2 separate regions of the Homo sapiens genome follow, and region 2 is linked to region 1. Evidence: chromatin loops called from intact Hi-C (ENCODE). Cell type or tissue: PC-3. All regions are shown on one strand. Each heading gives the region's core, and the rest is flanking DNA. Links, peaks and the distances in the headings are about the cores only.

Evidence for each region. A loop is a pair of places that touch in the nucleus more often than their neighbours do. Peaks named below come from ENCODE experiments on the same cell type or tissue, not always from the same donor. Only the 100,000 strongest peaks of a DNase experiment are listed, where the experiment ranks them.
Region 2: a loop joins it to region 1, with 2.6 times the contacts of the local background. A loop is called at or near these places in 3 of 110 quality-filtered maps.

The regions. Positions count from the first base shown.
Region 1 is chr2:42,365,675-42,380,519 of GRCh38, reverse strand. It overlaps a transcript of COX7A2L not described here. Among named protein-coding and RNA genes, the nearest start is that of COX7A2L, 12 kb to the right of the region's middle. RefSeq lists an enhancer at 10,088-10,589. In PC-3, for the core only: no CTCF peak of the experiment used is centred there; a DNase peak (open chromatin) is centred at 11,529.
Region 2 is chr2:42,411,976-42,427,714 of GRCh38, reverse strand. It overlaps a transcript of KCNG3 not described here. Among named protein-coding and RNA genes, the nearest start is that of COX7A2L, 59 kb to the right of the region's middle. In PC-3, for the core only: no CTCF peak of the experiment used is centred there; a DNase peak (open chromatin) is centred at 6,694; H3K27ac peaks cover 2,218 bases.

The DNA.
Region 1 (14,845 bases), core at 6,846-14,845:
ATTGGCTCAGGTGCCTACTGTGTGCCAAGCACAGGGCAGCCTGGGATAAATGAGTCAGGAGACAGAGACAGAGGGATGTAAAATAGTCACAATAGAATATGCCAAGTGCTATTATGCAGATAGAGGAAGAAAGTTGGTTTTGGAGTTTAGAACTCAGAATGTTTTTTGCAGTAGAAGCAATATAATGTGTGAAGGTTACCAGGCAGGTGTAGTAGGCTGAATAATGGTCCCCTAAAAATGTCTGTGTCCTAATCTTCAGAACCTGTGAATAGACTTTACATGGTAAAAGGGACTTCGGACTGGGCGTGGTGGCTCACGCCTGTAATTCCAGCACTTTGGGAAGCAGAGGTGGGCGGGTAACTTGAAGTCAGAAGTTTGAGACCAGCCTGGCCAACATGGTGAAATCCCATCTCTACTAAAATACAAAAATTAGCCAGGCGTGGTGGTGCGCACTTGTAATCCCAGCTACTCGGAAGGCTGAGGCAGGAGAATGGCTTGAACCCAGGAGGTGGAGGTTGCAGTGAGCCGAGATCGTGCCACTGCACTCCAGCCTGGGTGACAAAGCGAGACTACATCTCAAAAAAATAAAATAAAATAAAATAAAATAAAAATAAAAAGGGACTTTGCAGGTGCAATTAAGGATCATGAGATGGGGACAGTCTCCTGGATTATCTGGGTGGGCTCAGTGTAATCACAGGGGCCCTCATGAGAGGGAGGCAGAAATGTCAGAGTCAGAGAGGGATAGAGAGAGATCTGAAGATGCAACACTGCTAGTTTTGAAGATCGAAGAAGGAGCCATAAGCCAAGGAATAAAGGCATCCTCTAAAATCTGGAAAAGACAAGGAAACAGATTCTCCCTTGGAGCCTCCAGAAAGAACTAGCCATGGCTTCATGTTGACTTTAGTTCAGTGCGACTGATTTGGGACTTCTGGCCTCCAGAACTGTAAGAGAGTAAGTCTGTACTGTTTCAAGTCGCTATATTTGGGTAATCTGTTACAGCAGCAATAGAGAACTAATACAGCAGATTAATAAAAAACCTAAAGTAGCTGGTAACTAGGGCTACCAGATAAAATACAGCACACCCACTTAAATTTGAATTCAGATAATGAATAGTTTTAAAATAATTTCTTTAGTATAAGTATATCCCATCTAATATTGCTATCCTTGTTTAACTGATTTCAATTTCTTATTTTTTTAGAGATGAGTGGGGAGGAGGTCTCACTATGTTGCCCCAGTTCAAGCAATCCCCCCACCTCAGCCTCCCAAGTAGCTGGGACTACAGGGTGTGTCACTATGCCTGACTCTGAACTTCAAATTTAACAGAGTATCCTGTATTACTGTTTGCTAAGCCTGGCAACTCTACCATAGGTGACTTGAGCAGTGGTCCCATCAAGGGTAGGCGTGAGTCTCTAGGCCTCCTGAGACCCTCCCTCAGGTTCCCAGTGTCTTGGAAAACTAAGCCTCTCTGATCTCTACTACCTGAGGTATCCCTGCCCCTTTTTTCTCTTTTTTTTGAGATGGAGTTTCACTCAGTCATCAGGTTGGAGTGCAGTGGTGCGATCTCAGCTCACTGCAACCTCTGCCTCCCGGGTTCAAGTGATTCTCCTGCCTCAGCCTCCTGAGTAGCTGGGACTACAGGTGCACACCACCACACCCAGCTAATTTTCGTATTTTTAGTGGAGATGGGGTTTCACCATGTTGGTCAGGATGGTCTCGATCTCTTGACTTCGTGATCCGCCCGCCTTGGCCTCCCAGAGTGCTGGGATTACAGGCGTGAGCCACTGCGCCTGGCCGCATCCCTGCCCTTTAAAGTCCAGTCACAGTGTGGCCTTGAAGGTGAAGGAGAGGGGATCTGGACAGTGAGGCAGGCCCCCTGGGGGTGCAGCTGTGGCTAATAGGGGTCTATTCTGGGTCAGTCTGGGGCACAGGCCTGTATGATGAGGCTCTGCAGAGCACTGTAATGAGATTGGCGTATTGGCCAAATACATAATACATCGTGGGGAAGCCAGCAACACTCTCAGGAGAAGTTGCCATAATCATTTTAGTGATTCCAGAAATGCAAATTAAAACAACAATAAAATATGACTTTTTTGCTTATCAGATTAGCTAAAATTTAAAAGATAATAATGGCAGCTGACTTTGTGAGGTGAGTACTACATCCTGGGCACTGTGGTAACATCTTTGAGATGTGGATCCTTCTATGTCCTACTCACAGCAACTTTTGCTGTAGGTTCTGGCCTCCTCATTACTGACTGGGAAATAAGGCTTAGGCTAAGCTGATGGCATAGACACGGGGATGGTACTGGGGACTGGGACTCCTCACTGCAGCCTACAGCCTGCCCACATAGCCTAAGGGGGGCTGGGAAAATGGCTGTAGCCTTTTTGGAGGATAACTTGACAGTATCTAATAAAATTCAAAATTTAAATGCATATCTTTACCAACCCAGCAATCTCACTTCTAGTATGAGAATGTAAAGGCATATGTGCAAAGGCATATGTATACACACACACACACACACACACATTTTTTTAGAGATAGTGTCTCAGTTGGTTGTCCAGGCTGGAGTTCAGTGGTGCTATCATAGCTCACTGCATCCTTGAACTCCTGAGCTCAAGCAGTTCTCCTGTCTCAGCCTCCTCAGTAGCTAGGATTACAGGTGCTCACCATGCCCAGCTAACTTAAAACAAATCTGTAGAGATGAAGTCTCACTATGTTGCCCAGGCTGATCTCAAACTCCTGGTCTCAAGCGATCCCCCTGCCTTAGCCTCCCAAAGCACTGCGATTACAGGCATGAGCCACCATGCCTGGCCCAAAGGTATTTATTATAACACTGGTTATAGTGATGGAGTGGAAAACAATTGTTGATAAGTAGGAACCTGTTTAAAATAAATTATGTCACATACAAATGGGATATATTGATAAGGCGAGTGTGCTCATGCACATGTGCATTAGAGTGTGTGTGTGTGTGTGTAAAGAGAGCAAGACCTTGATGACATACAAATATCATTGAGAAAATGGAAAATTGTAGAACAGCATAACAACATTTTATTTTGGAAAAAATAGTACTTAATATGTCCATATCTATATAGACATAGATACTATATGGATGCTACAGATATGAATATGGAAAGATATTACATTTAGTATAACTATAGAAACAAATCTCTCCATGTTTGTGCCAAATCATTTACTCACAGAGTTTAGCTCTGGGATAGTGGGAGGATCTCTCCTATTCCTATTTTACTTTACATGTTTTACTTTACATGAGAAGGGAGGATAAGGGGGTGGAAGGATAGGTGTTTTGCTTTTATTTTTGTATTTTTCTGTATTTTTCAATATTCCTATACTGTGTTGCTGTTGTAAAAAAAAAAGATATTTTTTAAAAGCAACCTCGGTAACATTTGTAACTATGTTTAACTTTATAGGTTAATAGGTTCAAGGAACACAGACCAAGAGATGTAACCCATAAGTAGTTGAACTGAAACCCTTCTACTGTTCCATTGCATCGTCTTTGACAAAGGCAAGCCAGAAATAACAGTCTGTGGCCCCGCCTCTCTGTTCAGGGTCAGCTGGGGAGCCAGTGGGAAGATCACAGCAGTGTAATGTAGCCACCTGCCTTCCAGGCACTTCCAGTCTTGGGGCTTACATAAGGCACCGTGGTAGGGGGTGGAAGTGGACTGCAGAGGGCTTAACAAAGGTACGAAACTGCGTATGTGGATGTGATGTGGTTAATTTTTTTTTTTTTTTTTGAGACGGAATTTTGCCCTTGTTGCCCAGGCTGGAGTGCAATGGCGCGATCTCGGCTCACCACAAGCTCTGCTTCCTGGGTTCAAGTGATTCTCCTGCCTCAGCCTCCTGAGTAGCTGGGATTACAGGCATACGCCACCATGCCTGGCTAATTTTGTATTTTTAGTAGAGACAGAGTTTCTGCATGTTGGTCAGGCTGGTCTCAAACTCCCGACCTCAGGTCATCTGCTCGCCTCGGCCTCCCAAAGCTGGGATTACAGGCGTGAGCCACTGCACCTGGCTGATGTGGTTACTTTTGAGACAAGACTGCCCAGAGCCTGTGACAGTTGGGGAACTTCTCCTGGAGAAGCAGGAGTGCAGGTGGATGGATCTTGAACTGATCTTGAAGGAGGAGAACTGAATGGGGATGCTGGGGGAGGGGGTCAGGCAGCACTCGGGGCCCTAGGGACAGCATGATTAAAAGACTCTGAGGCCAAATGAGCCAGGGCTGTGCCAGCACTGCAAAGACCCTGGCGTGGCAGGAAATGAAGCAGAAGTTCAGGGAGACTGGAATAATTAGAGAGGAAATATGGTAACGTTTTTTGCCTTGACTTCAAAGGTAGTACATGTTCATTAGAGTATTTGTACAGAAAAGCAAAAACCAAACAGAAAAATCACCATTTAGAGATGATCACTGCTGAAAATTTTTGGCATATGTCATACTGTACATGCGCCGTTTGCTGTCTGCTGTGGGAGAGGCTGCTTGTTATTCTCCAGGCCACTCAACCTGAGTCCTTTTGTAATCAAAGATCTTTACTCTCACTGGGCATAGCATCCATTTTCTCATCTCCCTTGCAGCGAGGCATGGCTGTGTGATTAATTTCTGGCTAATGGATGTGAGCAGAAGGGATGTGTAGGAATTCTGGCTCATGCCCTTAAAGGATGGGGGCTTGCCCCCTATGCCCACTTCTCTCCTCCCCTGACGGCTGTGATGACAGGAGCTGTAGCAGCCATTGGAGATCATGAGGCAGATGACAGAGGGACAGGAGGGGAGGAGCCTGGGTCCCTGACCCTGTGGACCCTCATCAGCCCTACAGTCCATTAACTTCTATCTTGTTTAAACTACTATCATTTTGACTTTTGATTTAGCATTTGAAACTGTATCTTAACTAATACTCCTCTTTAGATAAAAATGTATCAGTGTGTTAATAAAGTTTTCCAATAGCAAGAATTCTACTACAGCATAACTTTGTAATGGGTTCAAAGTACTCATTTTGCAAATGTATCATAATTTATTTATCAATTGCCTATTTTTGATCAGATAGTTTATTTGTACCTTTTTAAATTTTTACCACAATGCATATCCTTGAAGATACATCTTTGGATATAATTATGATTACTTCTTTGCACAAAGTCATGGAATTTCTGGGTGAAAAGGTTTATACTTTTTTTTTTTTTTTTGAGATGGAGTTTTGCTCTGTTGCCAGGCTGGAGTGCAGTGGGGCGATCTCGGCTCACTGCAACCGCTGCCTCCTGGGTTCAAGCGATTTTCCTGTCTCAGCCTCCTGAGTAGCTGGGACTACAGGCATGTGCCACCACGCCCAGCTAATTGTTGTTGTATTTTTAGTAGAGACGGGGTTTCACCATGTTGGCCAGGATGGTTTCAATCTCTTGACCTCGTGATCCGCCCACCTCGGCCTCCCAAAGTGCTGGGATTACACTTTGGTGAGCCACCGCACCCGGCCAGATTTACACATTTTTAAGGTTTTAAATTCCAGAATGAATACCAGAACTATATAAAGTGAGTATAGATTCCTCCGGACCCTCAATAAATTTGAGTGTCAAGAGTTAATATTTAAAAAACCCTGTAAATCTACATTTTTTTAGGACTTAGAAAATTAGACCAAAAAAAAAATTCAGACTTGATAGGCATCGGGCAGCAGATTCTTTTATTTATTTTTTGTTTTTCTTGACATAGGGTCTCACTCTGTCTCCCAGGCTGGAGTGCAGTGGCTCAATCATAGCTCACTGCAGCCTCGACCTCCAGGGCTCAAGCAATCTTTCCACCTCAGCCTCCTGAGTAGCTGGGACCACCGGCATGTGTCATCATGCCTGGCTAATTAAAAAAAAATTTTTGTAGAGACAGGGTCTCACTGTGCTGCCCAGGCTGGACTCAAACTCTGGGGTTCAAGGGATCCTCCCACGTTGGCCTCCCAAAGTGTTGGGATTATAGGCATGACAAACCACGCCCAGTGGGGAGCAGATTCTTAATGGGGGAAAATGTGGGGAAAGAGGACTTGATGAAAAAGGTTTGGGGGTAAATTGGAGGGGAAGGGACTACAGTCTTGGGCACAGGTGGAGTAGCCCAGGGCTAAGGGCCAGCCAGGGAAAAGAAGAAGGTTAGGAGAGACACTTCTGTGAAAAAAGTAGGAAACAGACAGGATAAAGGTAGAGAAGAGAGAGAAGTCAGAGGTGGAGTCTGGACCTATGTCTGAGAGAAAACATGTGGAGGAAGAACTAAGCCCTTCAAGTGGAAATGCAGAGATGCAATTCATCCATTTGCTTCACAAATATTTACTGAGCTCCTGCTCTGTACCAGGCAAGAGAGACACAGTCCCTCCTTTCATGAGCTAACCCTCCAGAGGAGGAGACAAACATTTAAAAGGTAAGCATGCCAGGTGCAGTGGCTCGTGCCTATAGTCCCAACACTTTGAGAGGCCAAGGTGGGAGGATCACCTGAACCCAGGAGTTCAGTACCAGCCTGGGCAACATGGTGAATCCCTGTCTCTACAGAAAATACAAAAATTAGCCCGGCCTGGTGGTGGATGCCTGTAGTCCTTGCTGCTCGGGAGGCTGAGGCAGGCAGGGGAATTGCTTGAACCAGGGAGGTGGAGGTTGCAGTGAGCCGAGATTGCACCACTGCACTCCAGCCTGGGCAACAGAGTGAGACTCCGTCTCAACAACAACAACAAATCCTAAGTATTAAATTCATAGATACAGAAAGTAAAATGGTGGTTGCCAGGGGCTGGGAGGAGGGGGAAATAAAGAATTGGTGTTTATGAGTACAGAGTTTCAGTTGGGGAAGATAAAAAAGTTCTGGAAATGGATAGTGGTGATGGTTGTACGATAATATTCTTAAGGCCACTGACCTGTGTACTTAAAAATGGCTAAAATGGTTATATGTATTTTCATACACACACACACACACACACACACACACACACACACAAAGCTTTGTCTTTTTGGAGAAGTCAAGGGTAGATAAGCCAAGCGTGGTGGCTCACACCTGTAATCCAAAAAATACAAAAATTAGCTGGGCGTGGTGGCACACGCCTGTAATCCTAGCTACTCAGGAGGCTGAGGCATGAGAATCACTTGAACCTGGGAGGTGGAGGTTGTGGTGAGCAGAGATCATGCCACAGCACTCCAGCCTGGGCAACAGAGCAAGACTGCCTCAAAAAAAAAAAAACCAAAAAACCCAGAAAAAAAAAAAGTCAAGGGTGGTGTTCTGTTCCACAAAGAAGTGCAGCTCTTCTAGTAATAAAGTCTATCATTTTTGAGTCTTCAATATGTGTCAGGTAAGCAATTTATTAATATATTATTTTATTTTCTCAATAACCCTGAGGTAGGTACTGTCATCTGCATTGTACACAGAAGGCAACTGAGGCCTAAAAAGGTTAAGTTCCTTGTTCAAAGTCTCGAGCTGATAAGGTGCAGTCAGGGATGGAATCTGGCTGGTTGGCTTCAGAGTCTAACCTTTAGCCCTCTTGCTGCATCCTCTTTCTAGTAAAAGACAGACAGATTAGCTGAGTAGGCAGCAGCTCTTGGAAAGGAGCTAAATGCAGGTTCTGGGAAATGTGAGCACCAGCAGTCTTGCATTCATGGGACTTGAATAAGTCAAAAGCATTTTGCTGAGTTCTGGATTTCTGCACCCTCCACAGGGATTCTTCCGAGCAGGGATGGTGGTTCCCTGCACTTTCCACATCACACTATAACACACTGTCACTTCTCCCCTACAGCCCCCCTCCCTTTTCTTAGAACCCACTGCCTTTTTGACATGAAAAATGTACTATAATGAGTCTACTGGCTAATTAATTAAAAGGGAAAAAAAATCCCAATCTTCACATATGAAATGATTAATTACATAAGCATTAACGCCTCTGCACACTCAGAATGGCATGTCTTCAATTTAAACTTTTCCAGCACATTATTTTCTGCTGATATGTGTGTTTTATGCCCATACAAGGCTAATTTCTCATACACCCCAGCCCATTTCACAGCAAATGGCCCCAAATGGTGTTTATCCTGCTCATTAGGAGCCTATATCAATGAAGCAGGCCTGGCTGAGCTGCCTGTCCAGGCCTGCAGAGCCTGGTCTGGTGCATCTGCTCTGTGCACCCTCCAGCTGCCTGGGATATACCAGCCCCCACCCCACTATTTAGGGACTGGCTGCTGCAGGGTGAGTCCTTGGTGCTTTTCACAAGGCCAGGGCAGAACTCTGACATCAGAGAGCGCTGTTATGCAGTGCTTGCCCTTTATGGATTTTTAAAAGCTTGTTGTTTGGCCCAGACATGTGGCTCCCAGCTGCCTGCTTACTGAATCTTTCCCTTGTTTGTTCTTAACCTGAAAAGTCTCATCTCCCTCTTCCTCCCCTTCTTCCCAGAGCTTGGTCTGCTGCTGCCCACCTGTGCCCTGCTTAAAAACACTTTGCTTCCCCTTACCTGTGACCCCTTGGCTTGACCTTTGCCCCTTGCAAGGGGTGAGACCAGGGCTTCAGGGCCTGCTCCGCGGGGCTTGCTGGGAGATTGGGCTGTGAGTGGGCAGCCAGAAAGACTTGTGTACTGCTCCTTCCCTGGTGCCCACCGTCTCAGGACAGAGGCCACTTTATCTTCAGGGGATTCACCCAGGCCCAGGGATGGCGCTCAGATCTGCGAATATGAACTGGTTGCTGAACAAGCAGCAGCATGCGAAACATTTCTCAGAGGAATAAGTCGCCACGTCACAAATCAGAAATGTTGAAATGCAGTGAACTGTTGGATAGAGTGGTTGCCTAAATTAGGGTGAGAAACGGACCTGTCATTAGCAATAGAAGAACTTGCCTATGCCTCTGGCTATAAAAACCGTAATATGTTAGAAGCCTACAGAGGCAAAAACCCTATGTGGCTAAAAGATGAAGCTATTAATGGTGGGCACATGCTGAGGATGGTACTTCTAATCTCCAGAAGCATATAATGGTATTTTCCCCACTGAAATTATAAAAAAGAGAAGCTATTATGGTTCAACATTTAGACAGGAAATAAAGCACTTTTCAAAACAAATTGAAATTATTTTACTCCTGTAGTCTGAACTCATTAGCAAATAAGGTGGAGTTCCTTCTTCTTCTTTTTTTTTGTTTTTGGCCTTATTTTATTTTTTTTTTTTTTTGAGACAGGGTCTTGTGTTCCCCAGGCTGGAGTGCAGTGGTGTAATCTTGGCTCACTGCAACTTCTGCCTCCCAGGCTCAAGTAATCCTCTCACTTCAGCCTCCCAAGTAGCTGAGACTACAGGTACGTGCCACCACACTTGACTAATTTTTTAAGGTTTTTGCAGAGACGCGGTCTCGCTATGTTGCCCAGGCTGGTCTTAAACTCCTGGGCTCAAGAAATCCTCCTGCCTCAGCCTCCCAAAGTGCTGGGATTACAGGCGTGAGTCACTGCACCCAGCCTGGATCTCCTTCTTTCGGGACTTGGACAAATAGGAAGGCTGCTCTTACACTGGCTTTCTCCTTCACACCTTAATCTCCTTACACCTGTGTTATCCAATATAGCCACTAGCTGTATGTGGCTATGTTAAAATTAAATTAAAAATTCAGTTCTTCAGTTGCACTAGACACATTCCAAAGGCTCAGTAGCCACATGTGGATGGTGGCCACCATACCGGCCAGCACAGGCACAGAACATGACCATCATCAGAGAACATTCTATTGGACAGCACTGCTCATCTACTTTTATTGTTGAATTTAACTGTGCATTTTTGGTAAAACTTATTGAACAGCATTTTTGCATCCTGTAAGGAATTTAACACCAATGCTCCTTCTACAGGGTTACATGATGTTGTTTCTTTATTTCATGGCCTTTCTTAGAAATGAAAAGTTCCCCATGATTTTCTTTTTTTTCTTTTTCTTTTTTTTTGAGATGGCGTCTCGCTCTGTTGCCCAGACTGGAGCGCAGTGGCGCGATCTCGGCTCACTTCAACCTCTGCCTCCTGGGTTCAAATGATTCTCCTGCCTCAGCCTGCTGAGTAGCTGGGACTACAGGTGCCCGCCACCACACCCAGCTAATTTTTTGTACTTTTAGTAGAGACGGGGTTTCACCGTGTTAGCCAGGATGGTTTCTATCTCCTGACCTCATGATCCACCCGCCTCAGCCTCCCAAAGTGCTGGGATTACAGGCGTGAGCCACCGTACCCGGCCACCCCATGATTTTCTGAATCAGAGTTCTGCAAGGCCAGGAGATGGTATAAATGTCTGATGGCAGCAGACCAGCCTCCGGCCTCCTTCCACCAACTGCCTCACTGTTCCAGGGCCACTGCTGCTGTCCCCTCCTAACTGCCCCAGTTCCATCCACCCCATTACCTTTTCAGCTGACTCTATCCATTTTCCCTGGGGACCATCCCCTTACGGGCACGACAGTGTCAAAACTGAGCAGCCTGCAGAGGCCCAGCCCCATAAGGGCATGGTAGCAAAGTTCCATTTGTGCCCATGATGGGTGCTGAACAGTTGCAGGCCTCCAGTGGCTGTCAACTCAGGTGACATGTGATGTCATCAAGGGAATTTAATGGAAATAGATTGGAAAGAAATTCCTTCCCACAATATTTGCAATCAATATAGGTTTGGTCTTTTTTGCTTTGTTTTTAATTCTGAGGTGCAAAATCCTCACCAAGAGTTATTCTTCTCGCATCATTTAACTTAGAATCCTACCGGGCTACTCACCCTGAAGCTTGCAGGATACATGGCACTTTTACAACCCACCGGAAATTAAGTGCTAGTTGATTGACAGCATTACAGCTCTCTTAGAAGAGTCTATACCACCCCTCCCCCAGCTCTCTAATTTGATCAGCTCCTAGAGTGTGCTTAGCTGGAGATGGACAGCCCCTGGCAGTCCCAGAGCCTGAAGAAAGTAGGCCTGGTAACCTGGTTTGGATTGCTGTGGTTAAGACCTTGTCCTGGACACTAAGTGCTGGCTGGGCAGGCTTTCAGAACAAAAGGCAAAGTGCCTCTTGTGGAGACTTGTAAGACCCTCCTGGGGAAAGCATGATTTGAAGGCCCATGGCACCCACTGAGTCTCCTAGGTCTTCTCTAGGACCAGCCCTGTCCTTGCTGGGGAAGTTTCCTTGGTGCCTTTTCGTGTTGGGGGTAAAGCCTGAAAAACACTGTGTACAGGCAGTCTCATTAGCCTACTGAAAAGCAATAATACTCCACTGTTTGTGGAAGAATCCTTTGCAATTAAAGCAAGCAGAGGAAAAATTATTAGGGAGCTAAGTTATTAGATCTGTTCCATGGAACACTTTTTTTTTTTTTTTTAAACCAAGCTCATTTTCCTGAGAAAAAATTTAATGCAATCTCTCCCTCTTTTAAAGCCACCTGATGCCACCATGTTCTGCCTGTAGCAGCAAGCAGATGCCCAAAACAGGAGGACATCACGGTGATAGGCCACAGAGAACATGGCTGGGGCGTGTGCCAGGCAGGACAATGCAGGGAAGCCAAAAACAGTGGGAGAAAACACAATAAAGTGAGACCCGCCCAGAATGGTAAACACAGCAGCAGAGCTACCACACACTTCCCTTCTGGGAGCGGTGGGGAAAGCAGCCAGGGAGGTCGGGAGATGGACGGAAACTGCTGGGGATGTGAGAAGCCTGGGGCACTAACTGGAGTTGTTATTGACTTGGTAAGTCTAAGAGCTACCATTTACTGGGTGCTTGCTATGTGCCAAGGTTGGGGTCTACTGGAGAAGAGGATTGATAAGATTTGGCAAAATCCTACTCCATCCAGTCTGCTCAGTTGCTGCAACTACTAGTAATAACAGTAACTGCTGCAGTTTAATGAGTGCTTACTGTGTCCTAGGCATTCATATGAATAAACTCAATCCTCACAAAGTAGATATCATTCCCATTTTATAGATAAACTGAGGCTCAGTGAAGTGAAGAATCTTGTGGCAGATACATAAGCCACTAATTAAATACTGCTGATAATTAGCATCACAAGAACTTTCAATTCACTGGGTTAACAAGGTCCTCATTGCACAATGGTGGAAAAAGGAAAGTGATTTTTATGATTAGGGAACAGTTGTTATGAGCTTTTTAAACAAACACACTGTTGATATTCAACTGTTACCTGTGTTATTCATATTACTAAATCATTTATTTTGACTAAATAAATGGAATTGCTTTAGAGAGACATTTAATGTAACCCATTCTTTAAATTCACAGAGATTTTTGTAATGCTCTCAATATTTCTTTTTAGTGGGTGTGGGAGAGCTGGGGACAGGAAGGAAGGTGGGGTGTTAAAAGGCAAACATAGAAAAGATTCTTCATAAAAAAAAGAAAACACATCTAGAAATGATTGCTCCATAAACAAAACATGAGTGCACACAGCAATTTCATGTTCTTGTTCCACCCACTCGGTTGTTCTTAATGATTCAAGAACAGAACTGCCTGGGCAGATTTACAGGCTCTGCATTCCTGACATCTGTGCCGAAACAAGGCTATGTGTGTTACAGAGTGCTTGCTTCTTCCCAGGGGGAGAAAACACAAACACCTTGATTTGATTTTTACCTTTGCCATGGTTTAAATTAAAATAGATGTGGTTATTCTCCAATATGCATCTGTGGGCTGTTAGGGTATAGGAGTGGTGCCAGGGAAGAGGACACGGTAGCCTTGCAGTTTGGGGGTGGAAGAGATGTGAGGATCATACAATGAAACGCCAGCAATCCTGTCTGCATTGGGCTCTCCCTGCTGTCAGAAAGCTGAGCTTCAGCATAAGTCTTTTGCTGGAAACCCCTGGGTTGTTTGGAATTGCTTTTCAGCAAATTTCTCCCCTGGCTCAGAGTGCCAATCGGTGGTCAGTGGAGGGCACAGCCATGCTAACGGCAGGCGTGTCGCTGGAAGTTCCAGGGCCAGGGCCAGTGCCCCTTGACTTGGGCTTTCCAAGTTTCTCAGTTGTGCTTTTGGGAATGTCATACCCTCTCCAGTTCCCTTTCTTTTAAGGAGGAGATTTGCCTTCCATTAGATACTTTTCACTGATTGATAACTTCCTCCTAGCTTTTTTTTTCTTTATAGGTTTTGTTTCCTAGACTACAGACCTGTCCATTTCTCGGGAGAAGACCCCAGCTCTCCTCCCCAAGTTAGCCATTTTGGAATCACTTGGCAGGCCTTGCCTAGGCACTAGTGGACACACGCTGGTACCTTTGCTACCTGGTAATACGTGGCTAATCCTCTGATTTAGAACATCATTTCACCTCTGAGACTCAGAGTGGGGAAGTAACTTATTCAAGGTAACTGAGCTTGTCAGTAGGAAGATCTGGGATCCAGACCCAGGTTAGTCAGGTACAGCCTATGTACTTGTCACCCTCTTCAGAAGGCAGATCTTAGGGCCATGACTTTCAGTTTCTATGGAGCAGAAACTTAAAGAAATGCCAAATCTCCACCATCTGAGAATCTGAGGAGAAAGGGGAAGCAAGTAAAATTATGTATTTGGCACTTGGAAGTGATCTGATTTTTAAATTTAATGCCAATGCTAAAAGGTTGGCTGGTATTTTAGTGGGATACCCAACTCCTCTCTTTGGTCTTCAAGCTTTATACAGATTCCTTATCTTTGATGGCTGTTTTCATACCAGGATCCACCTGACAGCTCTAGTCTGACTGTCCCACAGCCTTAACTAATAGTTACTACTTCTGGGGAAGGGAGGCTGAAGAGGGAAGAACAAGAGAGAGAGAAAGGGAAGGGGGCTGGGGAAATGGAGAGATTTGTAGATTATAATTTTTCTTATAACCAGCTAACTTTATACAAACATAGACTAGACTCAAAACTCTAATGCTTTACATCATGCTAAATTAATTTTTGGGCAATATCAGTGACTGCAGATCCAGTTTTACTACTTTTACAAAATGTATTTCCTATATAGACTTCCAGGTATTTACATATTTTCTTTAAGCTTTTTCAGTACATACCATCTTATTTAATCTTTGCAATCACCCTGTTAAACTGAAAATTTTATCTTGTGACTAAGAGATGTTAAGGAACTAGCCAAAGGTCATAAATCTAGTGCAGGGTTGGAATCTGGACATCCTGACCTTCAATGGCTAGCAGAGCACCCTATGTTTTTGTTTTTTTGAGACAGGGTCTCATTCTGTCACCCAGGCTGCAGTGCAATGGCACGATCTTGGGTCACTGCAGCCTCAACCTCCTGGGCTCAGGTGATCCTCCCACCTTAGCCTCCCAAGTAGCTGGGACTACAGGTGTGCAATCACGCCCGACTAATTTTTGTATTTTAGAGATGGGGTTTCACCATGTTGCCCAGGCTGGTCTCGTACTGCTGGACTCAAGTGATCCGCTGGTCTTGGCCTCCGAAAGTGCTGGGATTACAGGTGTGAGCCACCACACCCAGCCCGCCCCTTGTTTTGTTACTGAATAGATTCAGGTAGCTTTTCTATAGACAAAAAGTTCTACTACCTCAAAAGAAAATGATCCATTGACATTAGCCTCCTTAAGACCCAGGTGTATGGTTCTTAATCTTTTCCACTTGATCACTAATTTCCATGGCTGTCTGGGCACTAATGTAAGTAACTACCCAGAGTGGTTGCTCATTTCTCCCAGCAATGTGTGGAGGTGATATGTTTGTTCTTATTCATTTGTTCATTCATTCATTCTTTTCTCCAACAGCGCTAGGAAGAAGAACCACTATAGTGTTAACTGTAATGGGCAGAATGGCCCTTTAGTCACCCTTCCTGTGGCCTAACACTTGGACACTGTCACTTAAGAGGCCCCTCACATCTACGCAGGAGGTGATTAAAGAACATTCTAAATTACCTGGTAATTTGGGGGTGTAAGTACATGAAAGCATTTTTAAAATTCTAATTTGT
Region 2 (15,739 bases), core at 3,088-11,087, 51 kb before region 1:
ATGTAAAGATAAATGTATGTCTGTTTTGCACTAAAAAATATCTTATGCATTCAACCATTTTTATACAATGATAGTTCAGTTTTATGTTGAAATAATTTTTTTTTTTTTTTGAGACAGGGTCTCACTCTGATGCCAGGCTTGAGTCCAGTGGCGAGATAATGGCTCACTGCAGCCTCAACCTCCTGGGCTCAAGTGATGCTCCCACCTCAGCCTCCCAAGTAGCTGGGACTACAGGCACATGCCATGACACCCAGCTAATTTTTGCATTTTTTAATAGAGATGGGGTTTTGCCATGTTGCCCAGGGTGGTCTCAAACTCCTGGGCTCAAGCAAATCCACCTGCCTCAGCCTCCCAAAGTGCTGGGATTACAGGCATGAGCCACCACTCCCTGTCAGGAAACATTTTTATTTTGTGCATTTTAAATTTGATTTTTAGCTTAAGTTTGATCAATAAACTAACCACCTCACTATCCCTCGCAAGACCAAGACCTCTTTCTTTAGTTTCAGAATACCTTGAATTTTGGTGCACATTTTTGCTATTTTCAGAAAATACATCGAAGTAGCCTTATATCAAAGGTAGCCTTATATATGGAGAGCCTTATGCAAAGATATTAGAGTATTTAATTTCTAGTTATTTTTTCTAGAATTGAGAATCTCGGGTATTTCTGAGCATATAAGAACTTTGAGAAGAGTTCTCTAGTTATGGGTAAAATATATTAAGTACATTGAGAATGTCTTTACATTTTCTGACATTTGTACTTACATTGAGTAAAGTTATACCTCACTTTCTTGGTTGATACTGTCATTTGATAAAATTCATCAGTGGATAAATTGCTATGTATGTGTGTGATAAAGATACTTGCCTTAAAATAGAACACTTCTGTCTTGCAAACAGTTTATGGTCAAATTGCCTTTTCAGTTACTGTTCTTTCCATGCACCTAGTGAATTTAAGTCTGATAAAGTCCCTGGATGTAAGAAAGAAGATGAAATGTCTTTTCATTGTTAATTATCTGCACCTGGATTAAAAAGTATTTTCAACATGTGAAGACTTTATGGAAAAAAATAATATGTGTGTGTTGTTTGACTTTTACTGCTAAAGACAGCAAGTGATTGAACAGATAAAATTATGTATTGGTTTTAACCATTATTTTTATTGACCCTATCCTCAATGAGAGTATTCAATTGTGTGTGTGGTCAGTTGTACTATTTTCACTGTATATACATAACTACTGTTAACTGTCATCCTTAATGGCCATTGTATATGTCATGGAAGGATCAGATGTACTGTATCAACCAATGGGGAAGATAATGTGGATAGAAAAGATTGTATTATCATTTGGGATTTAAGGTAATAATTATGTTGTTTGGTAGGCGTTTTAGGAATGATGGTTTAAATGGACATAGCTTTTATTTTCTAATAAAAATATTTCAAATCAGCTCAATTTGTGTGACATTTTCTATTTTAATATGGGATTATTAAAGTATGCAGTCATTTGGGTCATAACTTTCCTCATTCAGGTGTGTTATTTAGTATTTGTCAGATCTTTAATAGTATCTTTAAATGGGCATCAAATATTTGATTAATTTATGGTTGGAGCTTTTTAGCATCTTCAGTTCTTAAGGAAATAATATTTTATAAAAATTAACTTTGTTATAAGTATGTTGTATGCACATCTGAAAAAAGTCTCTACAGCTTGAACATTTGAATAGTTAATGAATTTTGACTTTGAGAACCACCTACAGCTGATACTAAATACATGCTACTATCTATTGCGTCAACTTCAGCAATTTGTGTACAGTAGTTCATTCTTAGTGGACTTACTTCCCTTTTGTTCTGAACCAAAACTTCACTTTGCAATAAACTACTGGTGAATGAAGCACAAAGGTGTCTCCTGGCTGTGACAATGTCTCTGTTGGTCAGGTAGCCTTGAATCAGTCATTTGATCTTTGACCCGCTTTCATATTCTGTTTTTCTCCCTTTTAATTACTCTTCTTCTCCGTGGTAAGAATATCATTAATCAACACGAGGCAAGTTTCCAGGTCATGATGATGGGTACCTATAGGCACGTAGTACATGTTGAGTTGAATCAAAAATCTTGGAAATTATACCTTCTAAATGCTGCTGTTTGTTTATAGTATGTTCTCTGTTTCAAAGATGCCTGCCAGCCGCTTTCAGTTCTCCTAGTAAAAAGACCACATGATCCTCCTCCCACTCCCCATCATCCCTCTATTTCTCTTCTGCCCACACTCTACACCCCGCATCCCCACTTCCTGGAGGAAATAATTCCTGATTTGATTTTTTTTTTTTTTTTTTTTGAGACGGAGTCTTGCTCTGTCGCCCAGGCTGGAGTGCAGTGGCGGGACCTTAGTTCACTGCAGCCTCTGTCTCCCGGGTTCAAGCGATTCTCGTGCCTCAGCCTCTCCAATAGCTTGGACTACAGGCGCGCCACCACGCCCCGCTAATTTTTTTTTTTTTTTTAGTAGAGTCGGGTTTTTGCCATGCTGGCCGGGCTGGCTGATTTGATATTCTTGCGTTGACAGTGGCCCACCGGTGGAGCAGCTGCCCCCAGACCCCTTGACCCGGTGGTGCTTCCACCCTGCCGGAAGCACCTTGTGTGGCCCCGCCAACAGCATGGCGGTTGCATCCCCAGGAAGCAGGCCCGCAGCGCCAGGAGGGGGTTTCCTGAGGACAGAGGCCCTTGTCCTGATTGTCGCAGCAGGCCCTGTCGATGGACTTAACTGTGAAAATCACCCTTTCAGGGGTGGATGCAAGGACTTCTGAGGGCGGAGAAGTAGATACCTTCCTGGATAGCTGTGGAGCCGGGGTCCTGCATTTCCCTCTGGCGTCTCTGCTGACTGAGATGTGAAGCAGTCGGCCCATGTCCCGAGAAGAGGTTTCCTTTGATTTATTGCTATTAAAGTTGTTGCTTTGAGAGCTGGGCATAAACCATAAAAACAGTGGGGAATCACAAGAAATTTGTGATAATTGCATTTAAGACAGGAACCCATTCGTCAGGTAACACTTATGTGCTATTAATCAGAGCAATGGTTTCTAAGCCACAGGGTTTGCTTCTCATTTGAGTTCTTCTTTATATTTTATTTTTGGAACTAATCAGGTTTTTGTTTTCTCTTGGGGAAAAATAATAGCAAATGTCAGACTGAACATTATGTGTTTGGATTATTTTCACAAATTTAAAAGAATTAAGAGCCAGTGTGCATGGTTGAACTTTTGGATACCTGAGAAGATAATTAATGTTTTGGGTTTTTTTTTTTTTTTTAAAGGGACGGAGGGGGAATTTTCATAGTCTATCCCGAACCCCCATCTTTCATTGATGTCTTAAGCTGACAAGGTGATGGATATACCAGTCAGAAGTCCCATCATCTCTGTCCCCTGTAAATCTGTGGCAAGGTTGTCAGAGCACCTCATTTTTTTGTGTTCAGGCTGTGAATACAGTGAGGTTCTGACGAATGTTTGGACAAAAATGAGTTTTGGCACTCAGCTACAAGAGCAATGTAACCTTTTCAAGGCCAAGGAATTTTTTGGTGTGTGGGTGGTCCTTCTGTCTGCTGAAAATGTTGAAATAAGCCGTTTTACTTTGCAGAAAGTAGAATCCTGAAGGATTTGTGGAAAGTAGAATCCTGGATTTGCAAAGCTGGAGGTGGGGGTCTTGAGCCTAAAGGCTCTGGGGAAAGAGGATCTTGAAGTTGACTTTACTTGGGCAGTAAGTTATTTTACAGGAGCTAGCTTGGAGAGATTGGACATATCTTCAAAATGAATTGATTTTTAAAATGTATCAAAATAGTATAATCCACATACTAGACAATGTGGAAAATGGGGAGGAAAAAATAAGCACATACTTCCCTGTCATTGTAATAAGTTACTGTCATCATCTGCTTTTTTTTTTTTTTTCCTTTCACCTCATTTCCGACTGTGCGAGGCTCTAGCCACATATGTGGAAGGTACACTCCCCATTCATAAAGAGCTCTTGGGGGAAAGTGACCAGTAATAAAACATTGAAGACGTTTACAGGTAGGGTAAAGATTATGAAATAGATGCTGTGAGATCGCAGAAGACAGTTCAGGAGTCAAGGAAGGCTTCCTAGAAGAGTGATTCTTAAATTCAGTTCAGGGAGACAGACCCTTGACGATCTGTGACACTTATAGGGTTCAGCATGTACCAAAGCAAGAGAAAGTGGCATGTTTTGGCAGTTGCACTTGGTTGGGTAAGTGCAGAGAGAAGAGAGTGTGTGAGGAGTGCTGTTGGGTGGGCAGAGGTCAGATTAGGAAAAATCTCATGTGCCAGCCAAGAAGGTGGGCTTCACCCTGCAGGCAGAGAGCCACTGAAGGACCTAAGTCAGGAAAAACAGGGTTTGTGCTTAAGGAGGATTACTCTGTCAACTGTGTCAAGGGTGGAGAGAGACTGGGGACAGTGGGACCCATTAGGGAATTACTGTGGTCATCATTCAAGTAAGAGGAAGCAATGGGAGTGGTTTCCGTAGCAATAATGAGAGAGAGATAGAAAGAGAGCAGCTTTTGGTGGGAAAGAGTTCCATTGTAGATTTAATGATTGGAGGAGCCTGGGAAGTATCCAAATGGAAATATCAAGCCGACTGTTGGCTCTGTGCACTGGGGAGAGGTTCTGTCTAGAGTGGTCCAAATGGTCAGGATTTTGGAATCCTTGGCTTGTAAGATGGAAGTGGAAGCTAGTTTGGAAAAAGATGTGAAAAGTCCCTCTGTAAGAGTGTTGAGGGAGTGGAGGAAGTAACCTAGGCTTGGTCCCTGGAGACCACCAAACTGGATAAGAGGAGGAAAGGGGGTTGAAGGGCCCAACAAGGAGGTGGGGTGTTAAATGGCTCCTCACAGTCAGATGTTCACTGGTTTCAGCAACTAGGCGCTTATGGGGGCTTTGCAGAAAGCCATTCTGGTGGCTTAGGGTGCAGATGCAGGTTACAGGCTTCTTCATAACTATGGCTATAAATATGGTGGAAATATAAACATCATCCATATTAAACCCTGAGCTCTTCCCTCCTACTATGGAGTCCTCATAGCCATTACTTCTAATTGTCTGCCTTTAGGTATACCAGAAGTTATCTATTTCTTTAGATAACAGAGTCTAAAGAAATGGACCAAAGAGTCCTATCATTTTTATGGCTTTTGAAATACATTACCACACTGATTTTAAGTTGGGATGTACTGATTAGGAGTATTGTCAGTGTCTTAGTTCATTCTTTCTTGCTATAACAGAATACCACGGACAGGGTAATCTGTGAACAATAGAAGCTTATTTGCCTCACCACTCTGGAAGCTGGGAAGTCCAAGATTGAAGGCCCTCTGGTGAGGGCCTTCTAGCTGTATCATAACATGGCAGAAGGCATGGGCAAGAGAGAGAGAGGGAAGAGAAGCCAAGCTCATCCTTTTATTAGAAAACTACTCTCAAGATAACAGCATTAATCCATGCATGAGGGCAGATCCCTCATGTCCTAATCACCCCTTAAAGGTCCCACCTCTCAACACTGTTACACTGAGGATTAACTTTCCAACACATAAACTTTGGGGGACAAATTCAAACCGTAGCAATTGGTAATGTTTGATACTGTCGGTTTTACCACACCCTCATAAACATTGGCTTTTACCTCATTAAATTGTTTTCTGGTTTTACCACACCCTCATAAACTCTGGCTTTTACTTCATTACATTATTTTCTTAATGCAACAGATTAACAATGGCTTCTCACTGTGTCTCTTGTAATAACATCTTGGTTACCAATGACTATATGTTACAATCACTTTTAGTTACTAACCAACCAGATTAAAAAAACGCATATTGGATTGGTAGTTTAAAGAGGAAACAGAAAACAAACTTGTTAAAGCATTTGTCCACTGTGTGGGGCTGACTGCTCTTCTGCTGTGGTCCTGGATAAAATGCTTCATCTCTCTGGGTCTGTTTCTTGACTAAGATAATTTGTTGATGTTTTCTCTGGGTTTTTTCCCCAATTCTAAGATTCTGAGGTATTTTGCTCTGTTCTCCATTTGCAACTCCTAGTGACTAGGAGGGTATGGGGCCCACAGCTGGCCCCAAATAAACACTGAGAAATTGACTGAAAATTTTGATATGATCAGAAAAACATATTAGGCCTTAGAGTAGGAAGATATTACCAACAGAACAATAAGAACTCTTGTTCATTAAGAAAAAATAAATAAATTATAGATAATAAAAAAGAAGAAAATAAAAGTAATCTGTCATGCTATTTCCACGATCCTGCTCTGCTGTTTGACTCACTCCTGATTATCCTTTAGGTCTTAGTTTAAACGTTCCTTTCTTGGGGACTTGTTGACTGAACCCTATAATAGATTAGGTTCATCTTCTCTCATCCTGTTGATCTTTCTTTATTATTGTCACTTCTGAATTATAAATGCTTTACCAGAACAGCAGCCTTATATGTGTGATTAATTACTGTATCCCCAACACTTAGCACAGAGGCCAGCACATAATTGTTGCTCAGTAAATGTCGAATGAACACATAAATTCAAGTAATCATTTTTAACATTTTGGCATATTTCCTTTTGTGCTTTTTCCCTGTGAATATGTCTGTATATCAAGATAAAACATCTCAAAAATGAGATCAGTTTATACTATTGTTTCATGATTTGTGTTCTACTCTCATTGAGTCATTTTTGTGTGGTAGCGTTTTATGGTGAGTCATTCTTACTCATAAAGCTGCCCTTTTTGTTTCTAACAACATACAGTTGAGCAATGGGTGGTCTGGGCTAAGGATACAACCTGGAACTTAGATTGAAGAAATTGGTCAATTCAATTTTTTTAAATGGTCAATATGTCTAAACTGATAGGTTGTTGGAGAGGTCAGAATGATTTGTCACTGAGAGTGCTGGCCCTGTTGGTTTCTTTTTTCTTTTTTTTTCTTTTGAGACAGAGTTTTGCTCTTGTTACCCAGTCTGGAGTGCAATGGCATGATCTCGGCTCACTGCAACCTCCGCCTCCTGAGTTCAAGTGATTCTCCCTGCCTCAGCCTCCCGAGTAGCTGGGATTACAGGCATGTGCCACCACGTCCGGCTAATTATGTATTTTTAGTAGAGATGGGGTTTCATCGTGTTGGTCAGGCTGGTCTGAAACTCCTGACTTCAGGTGATCCACCTGCCTCGGCCTCCCAAAGTGCTGGGATTACAGACATGAGCCATCTCACCCGGCCCCCTGTTGGAATCTGAATCAAGTGCCAAGGAGGTTGAGGAAGGGCAATGATGACTAGCCTTTCTAGTGCACTTCCACTCATGTGATACTGCATAGTCTTTGCATTAATTCTGTAAGGTAGTTATTATTAACCCCCTCTTACAGATGAAGAAACTGTCTCAGGGTAGTTAAGTAACTTGTCCAAAAGCACACTAGCTCTTTGTAGCACAGCTGCAATTCAAACATAGATGTTCTAACACTGAGTCCTCTTTTATTTTATTTTTATTTTTTATTTTTTGAGACGGAGTTTCGCTCTTTTCACTCGTCACCCAGACTGGAGTTCAATGGTGTGATCTCAGCTCATTGCAACCTCTGCTTCCCGGGTTCAAGCGATTCTCCTGCCTCAGCCTCCTGAGTAGTTGGGATTATAGGGGCCCGCCACCATGCCCGGCTAATTTTTGTATTTTTAGTAGAGATAGGGTTTTCACCATGTTGGCCAGGCTGGCCTCGAGCTCCTGACCTCAGGTGATCTGCCCGCCTCAGCCTCCCAAAGTGCTGGGATTACAGGCATGAGCCACCGTGCCCAGCTGGGTCCTCATTTTATGTAGATTATGCAGATAGTAGTGTGGAAATCTCTGGTTACAGACTGACCGGCAGTCTCTGCTCTCTTGCTAGTAGTGCTGGCCTTGAAATCAGTTCTGCGATTTAACCCTGATGCACATGACCTGTTGTCTCCTCATTGCTGCTGTTTGTTAGTTTTGGATAGTTATTTTATTCTGTTGAAGTTATGTCTACAGAGCCAGAACATGAAATAAGTAGATGATCTTACTTTTAATCAGAAGGCTGAAAGTTCAAGCTGTATTGAGTAGCTGAGTGCTAAGGTTGGGCTTTCCAGTTCTGGTTTAGCAAACCTTTGATTCAGTTTCCACTTCCTTAAGTCCAGCCTTTTGCAAGGATATTAAGAAATACCATCTGAGGGCTGGGCGTGGTGGATTACAGGTGGGATACGCCTGTAATCCCAGCACTTTGGGAGGCCGAGGCGGGGAGATCACCTGGGGTCAGGAGTTCGAGACCAGCCTGACCAACATGGCGAAACCCCATCTCTTTAACTAAAAATACAAAAAATTGGCCGGGCATGGTGGCAGGTGCCTGTAATCCCAGCTACTTGGGAGGCTGAGGCAGGAGAATCGCTTGAACCCAGGAGGCAGAGGTTGCAGTGAGCCAAGATTGCACCACTGCACTCCAGCCTGGGTGCCACAGAGTGAGACTCTATCTCAAAAAAAAAAAAAAAAAAAAAAAAAAAAAAAAAAGAGATACCATCTGAGCTTTATTGTGACCACCTGGGAAATAGCAGCACATGCGAATTTCCACAGGCCTGTCAGGAACATTACACGGTCTGAACAGCTAAAACGCACAGTAGCATTTTTCAGTTAAAAACCAAGAGCAGTTACACAAGGGTAGCATTTTACTACTGAAATGAGGCTGAATTTGAGTACATTCTTAATCATATTTAGACTCAGAGAATGCAGTGCTGGGATAAGCTTCAGCTTTGTTCAAAAAGGACTGTTATTACTAATAATCATTAATCACTATGAGCCATAAAATCTGATACAGAAGACTAAGGTAATTAAAGGAAGAAAAAAGTGAATATTATGTGCAAGATTCTCATTTGGTCATATACAGCTTCCTGTGGTGTGATTTTAATTTTTAATAACTACTCTTCATTTATGGTGATTCTATGGCTGGCTGGCTACCAGTGGAGCCTCCCTAGGTTTTTCCTAATAATTTTAAAAATCACATTTGTGTGCATACTTCAAAATAGTTAAGATGGTAAAATTTATGATACATGTTTTTAACCACAAAAAACCCTAAACCCACACATTTGCAATGATTCATTATCTCTCTTGAGCATCTCTCTTCTGATCAAAAAGAAGCATTTATTTTAAAAACTCTTTACTAGTTTTAAAAATTACATAGAAATTGTTGCAACAAATTTAAATAATAAAGAAATATACAAAATGAAGAGTAAAAGTTTTCCTCATTCCAGATTGAACTCAACAGGCATCCACTGGTTGTGGTTTATTTGCGGTATTTTTTCTCTAATAGTATGTTTTTGGGTACTTCTAGATCAAGAAAGCACAGTGACAGTAGCTGAAATGTGGAAAACAACCCAGCTGTCCATAAACAGATGAATGGATAAACAAAATGTGGTCTATATATGCAATGGAATATTAACCTTAAAATGGAATGAAATTCTACATGCTACAACATGGGTGAACCTTGAAAACATAGTAATATGTGAAATAAGACATGTAAAAGGACAAACATTGTATGATTCCACTTATGAGGAGTTATTATTGTATGATGGCTATAGAGTTTCTGTTTGGAATAATTAAAGAGTTATGGAAATAGATAGTGGTGATGGTTAAACAACATTGTGAATATACTTAATGCCACTTAATTGTTCACTTAAAAACAGTTAAAATGGTGATTTTGTGTCAGTATATATATATTTTATTTATTTATTTATTTATTTTTATTTTTTATTTTTATTTTTTGAGATGGAGTCTCACTCTGTCACCCAGGCTGGAGTGCAGTGGCGCGATCTCAGCTCACTGCAACCCGCACCTCCTGGATTCAAGCAATTCTCCTGCCTCAGCCTCCCAAGTAGCTGGGACTACAGGCGCACGCCACCAAGCCCGGTTAATTTTTGAATTTTTTAGCAGAGACAGGGTTTCACCATGCTGGCCAGGCTGGTCTCAAACTCCTGACCTCATGATCTGCCTGCCTTGGCCTCCCAAAGTGCTAGGATTACAGGTGTGAGCCACCACGCCTGACTTTGTGTCAGTATAGTTTACTACACAAAATAAGAAAAACAATGAGCACGTAATTTTCTATACTATTCTGTAAACACAAATGGTGGCTCACGCCTGTAGTCCCAGCACTTTAGGAGGCTGAGATCGGCAGATCACTTGAGCCCAGGATTTCAAGACCAGCCTGGGCAACATAGTGAAACCCCTGTCTCTAGAAAAAATACAAAAATTAGCCAAGTGTGTTAGTGCGTGCCTGTGGTGCCAGCAACTTGGGAGGCTGAGGCAGGAGGATCACTTGAGCCTGGGAGGTCAAGGCCCCAGTAAGCCATAATTGTGCAGCTGCACTCCAACCCAGGTGACAGAATGAGACCCTGTCTCCAAATCTTCCTCCCACCACACACCTACAAATGATAAATACTATGATAAAAATGCAAATATTTTTTAAATGCAAAAAAAATTATTTTTTTATTTTTTGAGATGGAGTCTTGCTCTGTTGCCCAGGCCGGAGAGCAGTGGTGCAACCTCAGCTCACTGCAACCTCCACTGCCCAGGTTCAAGCGATTCTCTTGCCTCAGCCTCCCAGGCAGCTGGGATTACAGGCACCCACCATCACACCTGGTTAATTTTTGTATTTTTAGTAGGGTTTCACCATGTTGGCCAGGCTGGTCTCCAACTCTTGACCACAAGTGATCCACCCACCTCAGCCTCCCAAAGTGCTGGGATTACAGGCATGAGCCACCGTGCCAGGACGAATTTATGTTTTTATATAATTAATATATTTGTGGGGTATGACATGATGTTTTGATTCATGTATGCATTGTATAGTGATCAAATCAGAGCAGTTAACATATCTGTCACCTTAAACATCTATCATTTCTTTTTTCTTTTTTTTTTTTTTGAGACAGGGGACTCACTCTGTCACCCAGGCTGGAGTGCAGTGGCGCAATCTCGGCTCGCTGCAACGTCTGCCTACTGGGTTCAAGCAATTCTCCCACTTTGGCCTCCTGAGTAGCTGGGATTACAGGCATGAGCCAATGCACCCAGCTAATTTTTTTGTATTTTTAGTAGAGATGGTGACCAGGCTGGTTTTGAACTCCTGGCCTCAAGCGATCCACCTGCCTCGGCCTCCCAAAGTGCTGGGATTACAGGCGTGAGCCACCGTGCCCAGCCTAAATGTCTATTATTTCTCTGTGATGTGCACATTCAAAATCTGGTTATTTTGTCTTTGCCATTGTGTTTTTCATGATCTTTAGGTTGTGTTTTGTTTGTTTTAGACCGCATCTTGTTGTGTTGCTCAGGCTGACCTTGAACTTCTGGGCACAAGCAATCTTCCTGCCCAGCCTCCCAAGTAGCTGGAACTACAGGCATGCACCACTGTACCTAGTTTCTAGTTATTTTGAAATATACAATATATTATTGTTAACTCTAGTCATCTTGCTATGCAGTAGAACACCAGAACATATTTCTCCTATCTGTAGCTTTGTACTCATTTATTAACCTCTCACTATTCCTCCTGCCTTCCTTTGTCTCCAGGCTGGAGGGCAGTGGCATGATCTCAGCTCACTGCAACCTTCACCTCCCAGGTTCTAGTGACTCTCGTGCCTCAGCCTCCCAATCCCAGCTGATCCCAATCAGCTGGGATTACAGATGCACGCCACCACACCCAGCTAATTTTTGTACTTTTAGTGGAGATGGAGTTTCACCATGTTGGCCAGCCTAGCCTCGAACTCCTGACCTCAAACGATCCACCCACATCGGCCTCCCAAAGTACTCAGATTACAGCCATGAGCCACTGCGCCCGGCCTCTACTCTCTACTTCTATGAGGATAGTGTTATAGATTCCACATATGAGTAAGATCATGCAATATTTGCCTTTCCATGCCTGGCTTATTTCACTTAACATAATGTCTTTCAGGTTTATCCATGTTGCTGCAAATTTTTTATGGCCAAGTAGGGTTTTTTGTTTTGTTTTGTTTTGTTTTGTTTTGAGACAGAGTCTACTCTGTCACCCAGGCTGGAGTGCCTAAACCGTATTTTTATATAGATGGCTTAAAGTTTATGTCAGACTTTGGACTAAGTTATGCAGTAGTAGCTAACAACTTCCAAGTCTTAATGCCTTACAACTACAAAAGTCTATTTCTTGTTCATGTTACATGTCTTTTACAGGTTGGCCACAACTCTGTGCCACATCCTCTTCATTTTAGAATCCAGGATGAAGGATATGCCCTTATCTGGTATGTTGCCATTCTGGGTCAGAGGAAAAAATCATGGAAGCATGAGACTCTTAAAGCTAGTCATATAACCTAGCCTGACCTTATTGGGATGGGAAAATACAGTCCTCCTATAGGAAGGGGCAGTGATTATTTGGGAGCAATAATACAGTTACTATAGGGTTATAACCAGAAATAAGATGCTTGTCTTGGCCATGGAGGAAGGGAAACATCTGTACATATGAGACCTCACTATAAGGTAGTGCATGATCTGGAATCATGCTATCTGAATGGGGCAACACCTCTGAGCCCTAATGTGGGGCCCAGCTCAGATCCCTGTACCTGCTTAGGATGGAACACAGCACCACAGAAATCACTTAATAAGAAAGGGCACAAGGAAAAAACTCCCAAGATAAGCTCTCAAACATAAATTACAAAGTGTTTGAGGAGGTTCAGCCCTATCAAGGAAAATCTACAAATCCAACAAACAGGAGAATTTATATCAAGAAATATAAACAGTAGGCCCATCTAAAAGACATTAAAATAAAAAGTATGCTTAAAATGCTTAAAGATATAACAGATGAACTGGTATCAGTGAAGTAAGATCAGGAGGCAGTGAAACAAGAACAGGTAGATGTGAAAAAGATAGTCATTGAAATTTAAAACTTCTAGGCTGGACATATTTGAAGAGAGAATTTGTAAATTGGAAGATGGAACTGAAGACAACTCTTAGAGTATGGAACAAAAAGGTAATCAGTTGATGTCATGGAGGATAGACTGAGATATTTTAGCCTACACAAATGAGGGTTTCCTAGAAGGAAATAATAGAGTGAAGACAGCAATATTTGAAGATAGAATAGCTAAGAATTTTTCAGCATTTAAAAAGGGCACAAATTGTCAGGTTGAAACCACTAAATGCTGAGACAGACTGCACAAATATAAAAAAAAAAAAAGAAAAGAAAGTACATTTAGAAGATTGCAGTGAAATGACAAAATATTGGAAATAAAGAGAATCCTCTTAAAAGCTACCAGGAGGTAAAGACAGATTATCTACAAAGGAATGACAATCAGAATAACAGTATGCTTATTTTTAGCACAAATCATTGCCAAAAAAACAATGAAATAACAACTTCAGAATACTGAGGGAAAATAATTTGAACTTTGAATTTCATACCCAGCTAAACTGTCAGTAGAGTGTGCATAATAGAGATATTTTAACACACACAAGGACCAAAAGAACTTACTACCAACAGACCTTCACTGAAAGGACAACTAAAAACTGCTTTGGCTAGAAGAAAAATGAATCCAAAAGGAAAGAGCATGATGCCACAAGAAAAGGTGAAAAAGAGAAATTGGTAAAACATGTTGACAAACTTTAAATAAAATAATAATTATAATAACAACAACAACAGTTTTTGTGTGTGTATTTAAAGGCAAGCTGATAATTACATTCTAGGCCAAAAACAAGTAGGTATTTCAGAAGAAAGCTAAAGAATGTTAAGATCATTGTTTTGTTCAGAAATACTGGTTAGCTTTAGACTTTGCTGGAAAAATACTGATATGGTTTGGCTGTGTCCCCCGCCAACATTCATCTTGAATTATAGTTCCCATAATCCCCATGTGTCATGAGAGGGACCCAGTGGGAGGTAATTTAATCATGGGGATGGTTACCCTCATGCTGTTTTCGCAATAGTGAGTTCTCACGAGATCTGATGGTTTTATAAGGGGCTTTCCCCACTTTTGCAGGGCACTTCTCCTTGCTGCTGCCATGTGAAGAAGGACATGTTTGCTTCCCCTTCTGCATAATTGTAAGTTTCCTGAGGCCTCCCTCCTGTGGAACTGTGAGTCAATTAAGCCTCTTTCCTTTATAAATCACCCAGTCTTGGGTAGTTCTTTATAGCAGTGTGAGAACGGACTAATAAAAATACAAAATAAAAGGTTTAAAATGTAAGTGATATGACTAGAAGACTAGAAATAGAATATATAACTTCTTAATCATTAGAAGAAGAAAAATGGAATAAAGAAAATTTTATCAGTCTGGTAGAATGCAAGAGAGAAAGAAAAATGTGATAAAAAAGAACAGTAAATAGAAAAAAACAAGATGGCCAATCTATATCCAGGTATGTCTGTGATCACTATTAGTATATTGCTATTAAATTCCTCTATTAAAAGCAGAGACTCTGACTGGATTTTAAAAATACTATTTATGAGGGACACTCCTTGGCTATAATCTCAGCTACTCAGGATGCTGAGGAGGGAGGATTGCTTGAGCCCAGGAGTTTGAGACCAGCCTGGGCAATGTAGTGAGACCCTGTCTCTAAAAATTAAAATAGAAATAAATTACCCAGGCATGGTGGCACACACCTGTAGTCTTAGCTATTTGGGAGGTTAAGGTGGGAGCCCAGGAGTTAAAGGCCACTGTAAACTATGCAGGAGTTGAGCCCTGGGGATAAAAGCTGCAGTGAACTATGATTGCACCACTGCACTCCAGCCTGGGTGCATTCTAGCCTGCCTGCACTCTAGCATGGGTGACAGAGTGAGACTTCATCTCTAAAATAAATAAAAATAAATAAAAAAGAAAGAAACATTTCTAAAAAATGTGACGTAGTAATTAAAAATAAAGGAATGGAAAAAGGTATTTCAGACGCCAGCAGGGAAGAAAACTGAGTAGCTGGGGGTGAGGTGTGGGAAGAAAACATCACTGAATGCCCTTTTAAATTTTGAACCATGTGAATGTATTTCTTTCTCAACAAACAAAATTCTCAATTACTAGTATAAGGAAAGTTGGTGTAACAATATAGTATAATATAAATGATAAAATAATGTTATCAGGCCAAATAACATTTAAGCAGAAATATGCACAAAGGTTATTTTATCTCACAGAAAGAAACAGTCTACCAAGAAATAAGAATCATGCATTTCTTTACATCCAATAAAAGCGTTAAAATATATAAAACAAACCTAATAGAATTTGACAAATTTACAATCATAATGGGAGATTTTAACACACTATCTAAAAAATCGATGTCTGTTTTTACACATACAAACATAAGGTATAATGACAGAAGGTGAACCTAGTACTATAATAGTCACACTAAAGAACCTTGAATCAGTTTAGGAAACCAAAGTCACTCCAAGAATTTCAAGTACAAAAGAAGATGGGGAATTAGCTGCTTCCAAAATAATTAGGCCTTCACATATATAATTTTGAAAAATTGCTTGTAACAGTTTCTGGCAGCTAGTATGTATTAAATGAGTGTTAGATAAAATTTTAGAAGATACATAAAGTTGAGGACTGTCGTGGGAGTAATGATTTCAAAGTCATATCATCATAGCTGTAATTCAGATGTCAGGAAGCTGTCACTGCTGCTGCCACCACAATCTTCTCATGTCCACAAAGGTAGTGACTAGACACTGGAATATTGAGTCCAGGGGTAGTCAGTTCAACCTGGCTTGCCAGCCACCACAGCAGGAGGACAAGGGGCTCCACGTCTTTTCCATCTTCCTGCTCTTGTATGTATGTATGTATTT